3 separate regions of the Homo sapiens genome follow, and regions 1 and 2 are each linked to region 3. A link is an interaction called in ENCODE POLR2A ChIA-PET data of the cell type or tissue named here. Cell type or tissue: OCI-LY7. All regions are shown on one strand.

Region 1 (5,000 bases), 870 kb before region 3:
CATTCTCCTCCTCTAGCCCTTTGGGCTGGTGCATCAGGCTCTGAAGCTCTTCCTTTTGGGCCTAGAATATGGTTTGGGACAAAGGAAGTCACAAAGAGTTCTTGTCAGGATAGCCCCAATGCCTTCTACCCCAATTCCATTCTATTATAGTGGGCAGGTGGCCTGAGCCCGTTTTACAGCCTGGAACACCCAGAGGATTTGGTTTTCATCCTCCACCCCATCTCCATCATGAATGAGACACAGGGATCCCCAAATTCCATCCTGAGCCTCGGCATCTACATCTTTATATAAGCACACACTTCCTAGATTCACCTAAGGATAGCCAATGTGTGGCTCTCACAGTCTTATTTCCTGGAACAGTGTTAACTGATCATGGCACCTGGCATGTTCTTTAAATCCTTTTCCACACAGTGCTCCAGGCAGACCACACCAATCAATCACAGGTGATACCATGTATGTTTCATGTACCATGTGGAACAGGTATGCCAGCCCTGGCCCAAACCTTAGCACAAGGGATGTGAACCAAGAACTGGGAAGACGCCCTGACTATAGTGGGAGAGGGGAGGGTCAGGATGTGTGGGTAAATAGGAAACATTCCTTTTGGGGGAGGATGCTAGGACAGACGCCTGGCCTAGGTGGGTTACCCTAGCCCAGCCCCTCCTGCCTGTGCCCACCTGCAGCTGGGCCTGCAGCAGCCGGATGTCCTGGTTCTCCTTGGCCAGCTTGTCCAGCAGAAGACCCATGTTTTGCAGGCTGGGGACACTGTCAGGAGGCACTGGGGCCTGCAGCTGTTCCCTTAGCCCATCCTGAGGGCAGAAGAGCCTGTTATGCCATGCTACCCCACAGCCCAGGTTCTCCCCAGCCAGGCCCCACCTGCCTCTGGAGACATTCACACATACCTGCCTGTCCCCCACAGCTTCCAGCACCTCGGGGTCTGGGAGGACCTGCCGCTCCACTTCCTCCATGGGCCCTGTGGGAAAGGGAAACCCTGAAACTGGTCCTGAGGCACACAGAGCCCATTCTCCCCACACCTTCCCATTCACACAGCCACCACTCCTGCTCAGGACCCACCCTGTGGCTGAGCGGTTTGGTGAGATAAAGGGCCAAGGGGCACCCTGAACAGCTGACAAGGCCACTAACTGAGAAATAAATGTGAGCCCCCAGCACCCCTACTCCTGACCCACAGAACCAGAGAACACATACAACTCCCCAGCACAAGACAGGCTCCTCCCTACTCACCAGTCTCAGACTCTGAGAGGCCACCTAAGGACAGAGACAGAGGAGTCTGATGAGGCCCTCGGGGAGGGGTGATGTGAGGTAAGGTGAGAACATGGCAGGAAGGCAGGCAGGCATGGAAGCCCAAAGCCCCAGCCTCAGAGGTACCACTCACCTGAGAAGAGGAGGACCCCCAGGCCAAGCAGAACCAGGGCCCCAAGGAGGCACATGTTGAGGGAGATGCCCAGCTCCCCGCCTGCACCCTCACCCCCAGCCTGGTTCTCCACAGCCAGGGGCACCATGGGCTGAGGTGGGCCGGCCTCCCGGCCCCGCCGTCTCCGCAGACCCTCCATGTCCACGTCGGTGTCATCGTCACTGCTGGAGCAGCGGCCCTCCTCCCTGATCCAAGCTAGGGGAAAGGACAGGGACAGGGCAGTGAGGTGACTGGAGAGATGGGGAGACACAGGGAGAGAGGGGAATCAGAGGAAGGCACAGGGAGGGAGGTCGTCAGCCCTGACCCCAGAGAGGGGCACATGAAGACCTTGCCCACTTGCCCACTTCTGCCTGGGCATTGATGACTGTCCCTGCCCAGTCTGGAGGCAGGAGACCAGTGCTGTCAATCTACGAGCTATAAAAGCCATTTTCATCCTGAAAGCATCCTCCTTCCTCAGTGTGCGCTGTGCATCAAACTTCTGCAGCTATTACCACCCTCCTGGGTTGCCTCCAAACTCTCTGGCCACTCCTTCCCATTCTCCCTCCCTGGCTCTTCCCTGATCCTAAAGTCAGTGGTCTCCCTGGCACCATTTCAGGTTCTCTGCTCTTCTCACTGTACACATAGTCACAATTCTCTGACCCACACCACTGACACCCCCCTTCAGCAATGAGTCCTTAGTGTGTAACTCCTCACTTGGCCTCCCAGAGCTCCAAGCCTGTATGTCTGACTGCCTGCTGGCCACTCCCTCTGGGACCAAACATTCAACACACTGCTCTGCAAACTGGTTCTTTTCTGGTGTTTCCCCAATTCAGGGGAAGGCACTGCTTCCACCATCTAGCTAACCTAAGCCCTCCCTCTCCACCTCACATCCAGACAGTTTCACAGTTCTACACTTAAACATCTTGACAGTCCACCCCTGTTCACAACCCACACTGTACCTGCCTTAGTTCAGGTCTGCATCTTCTTTCTTTTTTTTTTAATATTTATTTATTTTTATTTATTTTTATTTTTTGAGACAGGGTCTGGCTCTGTCGTCCAGGCTGGAGTGCAGTGGCACGATCACAACTCACTGTAACCTCCACCTCCCAGGCTCAAGCGATCCTCCCACCTCAGCCTCCTGAGTAGCTGAGACTATAGGCATGCATCATTACACCCGGCTAATTTGTGTGTGTGTGTGTGTATTTTTTTGTAAAGACGGGGTTTTGCCATGTTTCCCAGGCTGGTCTCAAACTCCTGAGCTCAAGTGATCCACCTGCCTGGAACACCCAGAGGATTTGGTTTTCATCCTCCACCCCATCTCCATCATGAATGAGACACAGGGATCCCCAAATTCCATCCTGAGCCTCGGCATCTACATCTTTATATAAGCACACACTTCCTAGATTCACCTAAGGATAGCCAATGTGTGGCTCTCACAGTCTTGTTTCCACCTCCCATACCTGGAACAGTGTTAACTGATCATGGCACCTGGCATGTTCTTTAAATCCTTTTCCACACAGTGCTCCAGGCAGACCACACCAATCAATCACAGGTGATACCATGTATGTTTCATGTACCATGTGGAACAGGTATGCCAGCCCTGGCCCAAACCTTAGCACAAGGGATGTGAACCAAGAACTGGGAAGACGCCCTGACTATAGTGGGAGAGGGGAGGGTCAGGATGTGTGGGTAAATAGGAAACATTCCTTTTGGGGGAGGATGCTAGGACAGACGCCTGGCCTAGGTGGGTTACCCTAGCCCAGCCCCTCCTGCCTGTGCCTCCCAAAGTGTGAGGATTACAGGTGTGAGCCACCACACCCAGCCTATTTTTATTTTTATTTATTTTATTTTATTTTATTTTATTTTATTTATTTTTATTTTTTGAGGCAGAGTCTACCTCTGTAACCCAGGCTGGAGTGCAGTGGCACAATCTTGGCTCACTGCAACCTCCGCCTCCCAGGTTCAAGCGATTCTCCTGCCTCAGCTTCCCAGGTAGCTGGGAAGTAGCTGGGACTACAGGCGTGCACCACCACACCGAGCTAATTTTTGTATTTTTAATAGAGACGGGGTTTCACCATGTTGCCCAGGCTGGTCTCAAACTTCTGACCTCAGGTGATCCACCCACCTTGGCCTCTCAAAGTGCTGGGACTACAGGCGTGAGCCACTGCACCCTGCCGCCTATTTTTATTTCCTTTAGAGACAGGGTCTCCCTCTGTTGCCCAGGCTAGAGTGAAGTGGGATGACCATGGCTCACTGCAGTCTTGAATTCCTGGGCTCAAGCAATCCTCCTACCTCAGCCTCCCAAAGTGCTGGGATTATAGGCACGAGCCACCATGCCTGGCCCAGGTCTGCATCATCTTTGCCTGACCACTGCAGTTGCCTCCTAAATGGCCCCCAGGCCCTCCATCCTGTCACTCAACAGGGACCAATTCCTACACTCCTCTGCCACAAGCCTGGAACAGAGCTCCTTAGCACAAGACAGGTGGTCCCCACTCCTTTGCTGATGCTGCAGCCTTGGCCTAAAACATTCTCTTTTCCCTGCCCTACGTACCAAAAGCCTACTCTGTGCTCAGGGCTCCACTCAAATGTCACCTCTCACTGTCCCAGCCTCTCCCTTGCCCTCAACCAGTCCCCTGACTGAATGGCCTCTCCTTCCTTTGGGAGTACCTTAATTACAGTTCTGTACCACTCTTAGGTCTGATATGCACCTTGGCTCAGTCTGATCTGCCGCTTACATAGGCGGTAACCAACCATCTTCCCTCTGCCCAGGCCCAGGGCCAGCACAAGGAAGGGACTCCAGAAATGAGGGTTGAATTCTGGAAGCAAGAAAAGAGGAGGTCCCCATGGCAGAGAGGAAAGAGTCAACCAGATGTGGGCCCTGCCCCTTACCAGCAGTGTGACCTTGGTCAAGTCATTCAACCTTTCTGGGCCTCAACGTCCCAGGGGTAGTGGTGAGAAAGGAGAGCACCAAGCTGCTCAGCCCTAGGGCCTGGACCACAGCATGTGCTCAGTAGTGATGGCTGATCCCTCTCCCATACCTTCTAGAAGGAGAGTGACAGGAGAGGCAAGGAAGACTCTCACCTGCTTTGGGGGTTGAAGGCAGGCTCTGTGGAGGGCTCTGGCCTTCCAGGTCCTGTGTGTCTGGTCCCAGGCCTGTCACCACGGTGGTCTCCTGCAGGTCTCCCTGGACTACTGTGTCTCCTGGGCCAGGAGGCTCCACACCACAAACATCACCTTCCAGGGTGCCCTAATGCAGATGCAGCAGTGAGCAGCTGCTAGCCCTCCCCGCCTCCCTTCCTTCCCACAGCAAATCTCCTCACCTTGACCTCAGTCTCCTCTGTTAGAATGCTGCCAGACTGAGGGCTTTCAGTCTGGAAGAGCGTCCCTGCGGTAGGAGAAAAGGCGCAGAAAAACCCACTGCCCCAGCTGAATTTCCTTTGCAGCCCTCTGTCCATCCCACGGGCCCCTACCAGGTTGGAAGAGGCAGGAAAAAGCCAGGATGGAATGAGAAAAGGAGTTTGTCAACTGAGATTAATGGAGGAACTAAAACGAACCAGCCTCCCTTTCTCTGAGGAAACTGAGAAACCCCAAA
Region 2 (5,000 bases), 62 kb before region 3:
CTTTTCCAAACACACGTCATCCACCCTTACCTACCTTGTCCACAGGACAACCTTTTCCCCAGTGGAGCTGACCTTGCTGTTGTTGGCACACACCGTAGCTTCTGCGGCCTTTGGCTGCTGCTCCCCCTCTGGACCCTTGGCCTGTGTTCCACTGTCTTTAGCCAAACCCCCTCTAGGGGCTTTGGGAGAAGTCTCTGAGGTGTCAATTCCTGATGGAGATTCATGGACAGGGCACGTCCTGTCTCTTGTCTTCACCCGAGCTCTGCTTGAGGGCAGCCATCTCTCTTGAGTGTCTGGTTTCCCGGACACATGTCTTCTCCCTGCATCTCTGGTCTTTGAGGAAACAGGACTCAGGAAGGAAGCAGGGGGTTCCACGGTACCAGGCAATTTCTCAGTTTCTGATGCATCCCAGACCAGCATCAAAGCCTCTGACTCACTCACTGCCTTTTGGCCCTCCCTCTCTTTCTGAAGTCTGGGGGATGCCTTGGGGCAGGAGCGAACCTCAGGCCCAACCTGGTTTCTCTTAACAGTGTACAGTACAGCTCCAGTTGTGGGGGGAAATTGAGGAGTCTCTGGTGAATGAGGTGGTGGGCCATCCAGGAGGAGCCGTTCTGTAACAGTCACTTCTCGAGGGGATGGCAAAGTGCTCCCCACTGCCAATCCTGCTTAGGAGGAAAATAAGGATCTCAGGGTACTGTCAGGTTCAAGATGCACCTAAGCACGAGAAATTACCTGTGGCCAGGTACTGTGCAAAAATTCTAATAAAAAAGAGGGCTGGGCATGGTGGCTCACACCTATAATGTCCGCACTTTGGGAAGCCAAAGTGGTGGGACTGCCAGGGGTTTGAGACTAGCCTGGGCAATATGGTGAGACTCCATCTCTACAAGAAAATATAAATAATAAAAGAGTTGGGTGGAGGTGGGGGGCATAATGTCACTTATGCAAAGATATAAAGTCCTACTGCCAAAGCTGAGAACGGCCCAGTCTTTAGGATGTAGATTACACTAGATTTGGAGACAGGGGGAAGGGTTTTTGGAATAAAACACAAGACAATGTTGAATTGCATGAAATTTGTGGCATTCTTAATTCTGCAAGAGGAGTGAGGCCATATGATAGAAAAAGCCTGAACAGCAGAAGGGCTTCCTATGGGTCCATCAGTGAAAGAGGTGGTATATCCATCCCTGAAAAGGCTATTTATCCAGGCTCATGGAGGTTCCTGTCTGGAGTACAGGATAACGAGACTGAGGAACAGAAGGGCTGCGTTGGCAAATCACTCACCTGAAACAGGCATCTCTCCCTTTCTGGTGGTCCTGACAGTCCTGCTCTGGGTGGCCTCAGTGCTCTCCCGCTCCTCTGGGGCTTCCTCTTCCATCATATCCTTGCCCTGCCCAGCTTCCTTAGCACCAGGCATAGGACTAGCCTCTCGGTGGGGGCTGCTGCCCACCAACTCATGGGGCTCCTTGCTCTTGTAGGATTTGCTGTCACAGACCTGCAGGGATGGTCTTCCGGGTCAAAGGTGTTCTGACTGCCTATGTCTTTGGTTGGGGCCCACCAAAGGAAGAAGCCCTGCCTGATGCTCATCAAGTCAACCCACATGCATGTCTGCTCCAACAATTTTGTTGACAGAGTTTCAACTGGGTGCAGTGGTACATGCCTATAAACCTAGTTACTTGGGAGGCTAAGGTGTGAGCATCACTTGAGCCTAAGGGTTCAAGATCAGCCTGGGTAACATAGTGAGACTCTGTCTCAAATGACAAACAAAAAGAAAAGATAGACAGAGACAGGGTCTCAGATGACACAGATTATCTTGCCCAGGCTGGAGTGCAGTGGCTGTTTACACAGGCATGACCATGGTGGTACACTATAGCCTCAGACTCCTGGGCTCAAGTGATCCTCCCACCTGAGCCTCCTGAGTGCCCTGTTGCCCAGCTATTCCTCCAAGGATTTGATTTTTTTTTTTTTTAAACACGGTCTCACTCTGTCACCCAGGCTGGAGCTCAGTGGTATCATCATGGCTCACTGCAACCTCTGCCTCCCTGCTCCAAGGATTTTAAATGGCCCCGAATAGAGTATTGGATTCCACAACTCCTTCTCTCACCAAGAACTGTGTTTTTCCTGCCAACCAACTCCATTCTAGAGAACCAGGATTACTTGTAGAGACTATTTTCACGACAGAGGTTTATTTCATTTTCTAATATCTGAGGGAAATATTTTAACTGGTATTTTGTTTTTCCAATTCCAAAAGCTTTACTCACAGAATTCTCTTTAAAAAACAAAATCTATCACGTATTTCTAGCAGATTCCATTTATTTTGCATATGTACACATATGTGTATACTGAATGTTATTTATATATGTGCCTTTTTAGGAATTCAGTAAGGTACAATTCTTGGTAGCAAACAATCCCCCAGCAGCTCTGATACCCTCGGGACCCTTGATACTTTCCTCACCTTGCTGCTACAGTGGCTACAGCTCCGCCTTTTGCTCTTCTTCAGCTTGGAATCTGGACCTCCTTCATGGCAGGAGCAGGCACAGTCCTTGGCCCCATCTGGCCATTCAGTCTCCTAGGAGATACTTGGGCTTGATTAGCTGCCAAGTTGTTTTTTTTTTTTTTTTTTTTTTTGAGACAGAGTCTCGCTCTGTGGCCCAGGCTGGGTTGCAGTGGCACGATGTCAGCTCACCGCAACCTCTGCCTCCCAGGTTCAAGGGATTCTCCTGCCTCAGGCTCCTGAGTAACTGGGATTACAGGTATGCGCCACCACACCCAGCTAATTTTTGTATTTTTAGTAGAGACAGGGTTTCACCATGTTGGTCAGGCTGGTCTCGAACTCCTGACCTCTTGATCTGCCCTCCCTCAGCGTCCCAAAGTGCTAGGATTACAGGCATGAGCCACTGTGCCTGGCCGTATTTTTGGTACCAAGAGAGGAAGCTAAAGTTGTGAGCCATATGAACACAACACAGCCCACCCTCTCCCCATGCTTTTTTTTTTTTTTTTTTTTTGAGATAAGGTCTGGCTCTGTCACCCAGGCTAGAGTGCAGTGTCACATTCATGGCTCACTGCAACCTCTGCCTCCTGGGCTCAAGTGATTTTCCCACCTCAGCCTCCCAAGTAGCTGGGACTGCGCACCACCACGCCTAGCTAATTTTTTTTTTTTTTTTTTTTTGAGATGGAGTCTCGCTCTTTCTCCCAGGCTGGAGTGCAGTGGCGTGATCTCAGCTTAGCGCAACTTCCACTCCCCGGGATCAAGCGATTCCCATGTCTCAGCCTCCCAAGTAGCTGGGATTACAGGCGCATGCCACTAAGCCTAATTTTTTTTGTATTTTCAGTGAGATGGGATTTCGCCATGTTGACCAGGCTGGTTTCGAACTCCTGACCTGAAGTAATCCGCCCGCCTTGGCCTTGCAAAGTGCTGGCATTAGAGGTGTAAGCCACAGCACCTAGCCTATGGCTAATTTTTGTATTTTTAGTAGAGATAGGAATTCGCAATGTTACTCTGGCTGGTCTTGAACTCCTGTCCTCAAGTGATCCACCCACCTCGACCTCCCAAAATGCTGGGATTACAGGCATGAGCCACCACGCCCGGACCCCATCCTCTTTTATGTATCAACTCCTCACATCGCCTGGGGAAATCAATAGCCCAAACTAGATTAAGGCCTATTATGAATCCCTGAAACAATCCCTAAATGACCTAAAGACTGACATATCCCAATTGCCCCAGATGTTTCAAGAAATATTTAAGTCAGACATAATCTGAGGCAAAATCACTGGAGAGCTCCATCATGAGATATAATGTCTTTGTTTCTGTCTCTCTGTGACTTCAGCTCTCCCATCTCTTCCAATCCCCTTCAGAGAGAACTTTGTACCCATGGAAAGCCTACTCAGTGACACTGTTTAATAAACCCAAGACGTAAGTAAGTACCATTATCATCCCAATTTATGATGAAGAAACTGAAACAAAGAGAGGTTAAATACGTTTCCCAAGGTCATACAGCTACTAAGAAGCAGTTTCTCCCCAGAAAAGAGAAAAAACGCTTGGTCAGGAAACACGAATTAAAAAAAAAAAAAAAAAATACTGCTTGAAGAGCAGTGACAACCAGTAGACTCCACAGATGGCTTACCTGAGGAGTTCATATCCTAGCACCACCACTTACTAAATATGAGACCCTGACAACAGCCTCTCTGCACTTCAGTTATGTCTTCTGTAAAATGCAAACAAGAGCAATCTCTCCATAGGATTACTGTGAGAATTAAATGTGTCAATAATCCATTAAAATACTTCCCAGAATGCCTGACACTTTGTAATACAACTAAGTATTAGCTGCTATCATTATTATTAATATGGGGAATCTTGGTTCTATTTTATTTTTTTAATAACAAGCTCATCCTCAATTGGCTCTATTTTCTCACATGAGCAAAAATGAAAAAAGTTGAATTAAGGGTAATAACTCTGAGCTAGACAGAAAAGGGGAAGAAACAAATCCTTCTAACTAGGGAATCCTGGGGCCCCTGCAACAACTGCAGTTTTCCCAAAGGCTCTGCATGTCTGTATCAGCCTGACCTTTGGTTTGTTCTCCGTGATCGTCTCAGATCCTAGAGCCTTTGAACTAGAAACCTTGGGCCATAGTAAGCCACAGAAATGTTCAGTGAGAAAACGCAAGGCTTGATTCATGAAACATAGATAATTTTCAATAACTTGGCATACCTTATCATGATTTTAGGCCAGGCGTAGTGGCTCACACTTGTAATCCCAGCACTTTGGGAGGCCGAGGCGGGTGGATCACTTGAGGTAAGGAGTTCGAGACCAGCCTGGCCAACATAGTGAAAATCCATCTCTACTAAAAATACAAAAATTTGCTGGGCGTGGTGGCTGGCGCCTGTCTGTAATTCCAGCTACTTGAGAGGCTGAGGTGGGAGAATCGCTTGAATCTGGGAGGTGGAGGTTGCAGTGAGCCAAGATTACGCCACTGCACTCTAGTTTGGGTGACAGAGCGAGATTCTGT
Region 3 (5,000 bases):
ACTCAGAAAAGTTCTTTGGCTATCACTGAGTTCTAGCCTTCTCTGAACTGTTTACTAACTTAAGAAACTTTGAAAAAGGGTGACAGCCCAGAATCACCATGGATAAATAATCTACTTATACAGTTAAAAAATCTACTTAGACAGTTATGTCTAACATCTCTTTTGTATGATGCCGATTTACCTCTGATAATATGCCACTCTCCTCATCTGTTTCAGTCATCTCAGAAGACTGCCTCAATCTGGATTTCTTTGCCCCACGTGGAGATGAAGCAGTGCTTTCAACATCACTTTCCAATAAGCTCTACAAAATAAATCCAGTTCGCCTTAATATTTATGCCCCTACCTCATTCCACAAAGTCTGAAGTATCTCAAGAGAAGGAATCATAAAATATCAATCACTCAGCCTGGCCAACATGGTGAACACCCGTCTCTGCTAAAAATACAAAAATAAGCCAGGCGCGGTGGCGTGCACCTGTAATCCCAGCTACTCGGGAGGCTGAGGCAGGAGTATCACTTGAATCCAGGAGATGGAGGTTGCAGTGAGCCGAGATCACGCCACTGCACTCCAGCCTGGGTGGCAGAGCGAGACTCTGTCTCAAAAATAAATAAATAAATAAATAAAATCCATCACTCAACTAGTTACAGTAACAGAAAATAAAATTTAAATAGAAACTTAAAGGCCAGGTGCAGTCAGTGTCTTATGCCTGTAATCCCAGCACTTTGGAAGGCCGAGGCGGGTGGATCACTTGAGGTCAGAAGTCCGAGACCAGCCTGGCCAACATGGCGAAACCCCATCTCTACTAAAAATACAAAAATTAGCCAGGCATGGTAGCGCACGCCTGTTAATTCCAGCTACTCAGGAGGCTGAGGCAGGAGACTTGCCTGAACCCGGGAGATGGAGATGGCAGTGAGCCAACATCGCACACTGCACTCCATGGGCAACAGAGGAGACTCAAAAAAAAAATCCTAAAGGTGGGGACAGGGATCAGATCACTATCCTAATCTGCATTACAAAGTGTAAGGCCTTGGTCTAAAATCCTTTTACAAAACAATTCAAAGAACACATTAAGAAACAAGTCAAAGAACATATTAACACAGCAATGAAAGGGAACGAAGTATAGCTAAAACCAATAGTATAAATGAATCTCAAAAGCTTAATGTTGAATTTTAAAAAGCTAGGAACAAAACATATAAACATGGGTCCATTTATATAAAGTTCAAAACAGTAACAATTGAACTACAGTGTGTAGAGATACATATTGAGGTGATACAACTATAAAGAAAAGCAAAGAAATAATTACTAAAAGGCAGGGTAGTGGTTATTTTTAGGGGGAGGGAGGTGATTGTGACTGGGGAGGGTATACAGGGGTTGTCCTAGTAATGATATATTTCTTGACTTTGCTATGAGTTTCATGAGGATTTGCATTATAATAACCAAAGCTATACATTTTTATTCTATGCACGTTTCTATGCTGTATTTCATAATACAACAAATTCTAAAATTAAGGGAGTATAAAGGGCAGAAAAACAGCTTAAAGCACAGAAATGAGCTGAAAAAAGAACCATGTCTCAATCCTCTCTACAAGTGACATTACTAAGGAAGCAAAGTATACCCTGCTCTATTAAGACAAATATTACCAACTAACATTCACTGACCTCTTCAGCAGTTTCATCTTCTTCTTCATCATCCGGCTGGTATTCTTCATCTGAGGAATCATCTTCTTCAAGGTGGATATCCACAAACTGAGGAGGCTACATTAGTACAATTAGAAAGAAATGAAGTAATGGGAAACACAAATCATACGTATTTGGAAAATAAGGGGAAGAAGCAGGGCAGAAAAAAAAAAAATCCTAAGAGCATAATGTACAGCTAAAGCAAATAACACGAGGCAGAGGTTAAAGTGAATTCCATGAGATACAAACCTAAGAGTAATAGAATGGAAAAAAACAAAGCTGGAATTAAAACAAAGATTGATCAAGAAAAGTTAAAGAGGAAGTACTTAAGTTTCAAAACCGATGAAGTCTTTCTGGAAAAGAATAACAATTATTTCTTCCAAGTTTACCTTAATTTCATTGGCCTTCTTAATTGGTGAAATATTCCATGTTGGAATTACCTACCAACAAAGAATATAAATAATTAAGTTATCTTAACTGAAATAATTGTTTTTCATGTTTACTTCCTCTGTACCATCACTAACAGCCATATACTTAACAAGTAACTGCAGTGATCTAGAGGTGTTGATTATCCCTGAGGGTATACTCTCAATTATTTGTCAGAGTTAGAAAGAAGAAACCAGGAAAGAATCTATTACTGTCATTAGCATTTCTGCCTTACACCTGGTAAGCCTCACTTCTTTCTATAAATGAAGAAAACAATGTCTACCTTGTTCATATCACAGCTGCGGTTTACATGGAACAACAGATGTGACAACTATTTATAAACTATTAAACTACACAAACCTAAGATATTTTGGTTACAGTAGTCTTTTAACAGCAATATATTTTTGTAATCAGTTACATGAATCCACCATAAGTACAACTCCAAAAAGCCAGCCATGAAAAGCTTTTATGGACTATTCTGCCTATGGGGTAGCCCTGCTCTGCCTATGGGCTTTTTTTTTTCTTAAAAAAAAAAAAAAAAAAAAAAGCTTTTACCAGGGCATTTAGGGCAAAGTTTCATGTTGTCCACACTTATTTTTCCAATAGTACAGGAAAAAACAACACAGAGAGATATAAAGCAAATATGGCAAAATATTACTCTTGGAATTTAGATTCATTGTAACAATCTTTCAACTTTTTGAATGTTTGAAAATTTTTATAAGAGCTAGGGGGAAAGTTTTTCTTGTTTTTGTTTTTGTTTTGAGACAGGATCTTGCCCTGTTGCCTAGGCTAGAGCAGCAGCACAATCAGAGCTCACTGCAGCCTCAAATTCCTGAGCTCAAGCGATCCTCCTGCCTCAGCCTACTAATTAGCTAGGACTACAGGCATGCCTCCTCACCAGGCCTCACTAATTTTTTAAATTTTTTGTAGAGATGGAGTCTCATTAGGTTTCCCAGGCTGGTCTCAAAATCCTGGGCTCAAACAATCCTCCCACCTTAGCCTCTCAAAGCACTGGGATTATAGGTGTGAGCCACCACATCTAGCCTAAAGAACTTTTTTAAAGTTCTTATATACTGCTGATAAAATGCCATTGAGGATGTATAATTTCTTGACCATTTAATTGTAACCCAACCAAAAGCACCTTATGAACAAAAGCCAACTGGCCATTAGGTTCTGTCTCTAAAAGGAGTCTTAGCTTCTCAAATCAAATCAGCCCTGCTATGTTCTGACCATTTATCTAGTGCTGTGTAGGTGGGACCAATATAGGGTAAAGGGAATGATGTGATTCAGGCCCATTTCCCTTTCCTACCTACTGCCAAATCCATTAGAAAGGCAAGCCAGCATTCAGAAGTGTGTTGGAGTCAGTCTAGTAAGAATTAAGAAGGCCAAGTATAGCGGCTCATGCCTGTAATCCCCCCATGTTGGGAGATCAAGGCAGAAGGATCACTTGAGCCCAGGAGTTTGAGTTCAGCCTGGGCAACACATTAAGACCCTATTTCTACAAAAGAATGTTTCAAAAAAACCAATTAGCTGGACATGGTGGCACATGCCTATAGGCCTAGCTGTCTGCGAGGCTAAGGCAGGAAGATCCCTTGAGCACAGGAAGGAGTTCAAGGCTGCAGTGAGCTATGATTAGGCCACTGTACTCTAGCCTGAGCAACAGAGCAAGTCACTGAAAAAAAAAAAAAAAAAAAGAAAGAATTAAGAAGCAAGAGACCTACATTTTAATACTTGCTCTCCTACGTAAACTATACCGTCTTGGATGGCCCAACTTCTCCACATCTATATTCATGGCCAATAAACATAATTCAGAGCCTAATTTGATCTCCTTGGATTTTTTTTCCCCAAATCAAATAAAGAATTAATGTTAATTATATTCTTTTTTTTTTTTAAGACAGAGTCTTGCTCTATCACCCAGGCTGGAGTGCAGTGGCATGGTCTCCGCTCACTGCAACCTCTCCCTCCTGAGTTCAAGCGATCCTCTCGTCTCTGTAGCTGGGATTACAGGCGCCCACCACACGCCCAGCTAACTGTTGTATTTTTAGTAGAGACGGGGTTTCGCCATGTTGGCCAGGCTGGTCTCAAACTCCTGACCTCAGGTGATCCAGCTGCCTCGGCCTCCCAAAGTGCTGGGATTACAGGCATGAGCCACCGTGCCCAGCCATGTTAATTATATTCTATATGTCAAGTAGACTTCATAGAACTTCCTCACTGATGGCTGCTTTCATCATAGCTACCACCTATTCATTTGTGAACACATCCTAGAGAAAGATGAAATTTCAATTTATGCAACAAGAGTTAGTCAACCAGACCAAAAAAAGTGATGTGATTGCCAAAAACAAAGGTCAATTTGACCTTAGGCTACATTAGGAGAAATATGTAATCTGGAACACTGTGGAGATAATCTAACTACTAGTCAAACCATATCTGGTTCAGTAGAGTCTTCTTTTGGCATACTTTTAAAAGGATATGGGACGGGCACAGTGGCTCACGCCTGTAATCCTAGCACATTGGGAGGACAAGGCGGGCGATCACATGGGTCAATTGGAAACCAGCCTGGCCAACATGGTGAAACCCCATCTCTACTAAAACTACAAAAATTAGATGCGTGTGGTGGTGCATGCCTATAATCCCAGCTACTCAGCAGGCTGAGGCATGAGAATCGCTTGAACCTGGGAGCCAGAGGTTGCAGTGAGCTGAGATCGCACCACTGCACTCCAGCCTAGGTGACAGAGTGAGACTCCATCTCAAAACAAAAAGGCCAGGCACAGTGGCTCATGCCTGTAATCCCAGTACTTTGGGAGGCCAAGGCGGGCAGATGATTTGAGGTCAGGAGTTTGAAACCAGGCTGGCCAAACATGGTGCAACCCCATCTCTAATAAAAATTTTAAAAAATACAA

What was found. Peaks named below come from ENCODE experiments on the same cell type or tissue, not always from the same donor. Only the 100,000 strongest peaks of a DNase experiment are listed, where the experiment ranks them.
Region 1: POLR2A ChIA-PET joins it to region 3 with 5 read pairs; 3 of 35 experiments call an interaction of 5 or more read pairs at or near these places.
Region 2: POLR2A ChIA-PET joins it to region 3 with 7 read pairs; 4 of 35 experiments call an interaction of 5 or more read pairs at or near these places.

The regions. Positions count from the first base shown.
Region 1 is chr1:154,946,743-154,951,742 of GRCh38, forward strand. PBXIP1 (PBX homeobox interacting protein 1) reads right to left here. Exons shown (of 11, transcript NM_020524.4): 4 at 4,729-4,793; 5 at 4,490-4,655; 6 at 1,391-1,624; 7 at 1,240-1,263; 8 at 900-970; 9 at 675-806; 10 at 1-61. Among named protein-coding and RNA genes, the nearest start is that of PBXIP1, 6.9 kb to the right of the region's middle. In OCI-LY7, no CTCF peak of the experiment used is centred here; no DNase peak of the experiment used is centred here; H3K4me3 peaks cover 794 bases; H3K27ac peaks cover 764 bases.
Region 2 is chr1:155,751,926-155,756,925 of GRCh38, forward strand. GON4L (gon-4 like) reads right to left here. Exons shown (of 32, transcript NM_001282860.2): 28 at 2,450-2,563; 29 at 1,279-1,489; 30 at 35-665. Among named protein-coding and RNA genes, the nearest start is that of DAP3, 65 kb to the left of the region's middle. In OCI-LY7, no CTCF peak of the experiment used is centred here; no DNase peak of the experiment used is centred here.
Region 3 is chr1:155,814,149-155,819,148 of GRCh38, forward strand. It overlaps GON4L (gon-4 like), which reads right to left. Exons shown (of 32, transcript NM_001282860.2): 7 at 2,064-2,114; 8 at 1,657-1,752; 9 at 182-301. Among named protein-coding and RNA genes, the nearest start is that of GON4L, 41 kb to the right of the region's middle. In OCI-LY7, no CTCF peak of the experiment used is centred here; a DNase peak (open chromatin) is centred at 2,403; H3K4me3 peaks cover 689 bases; H3K27ac peaks cover 2,616 bases.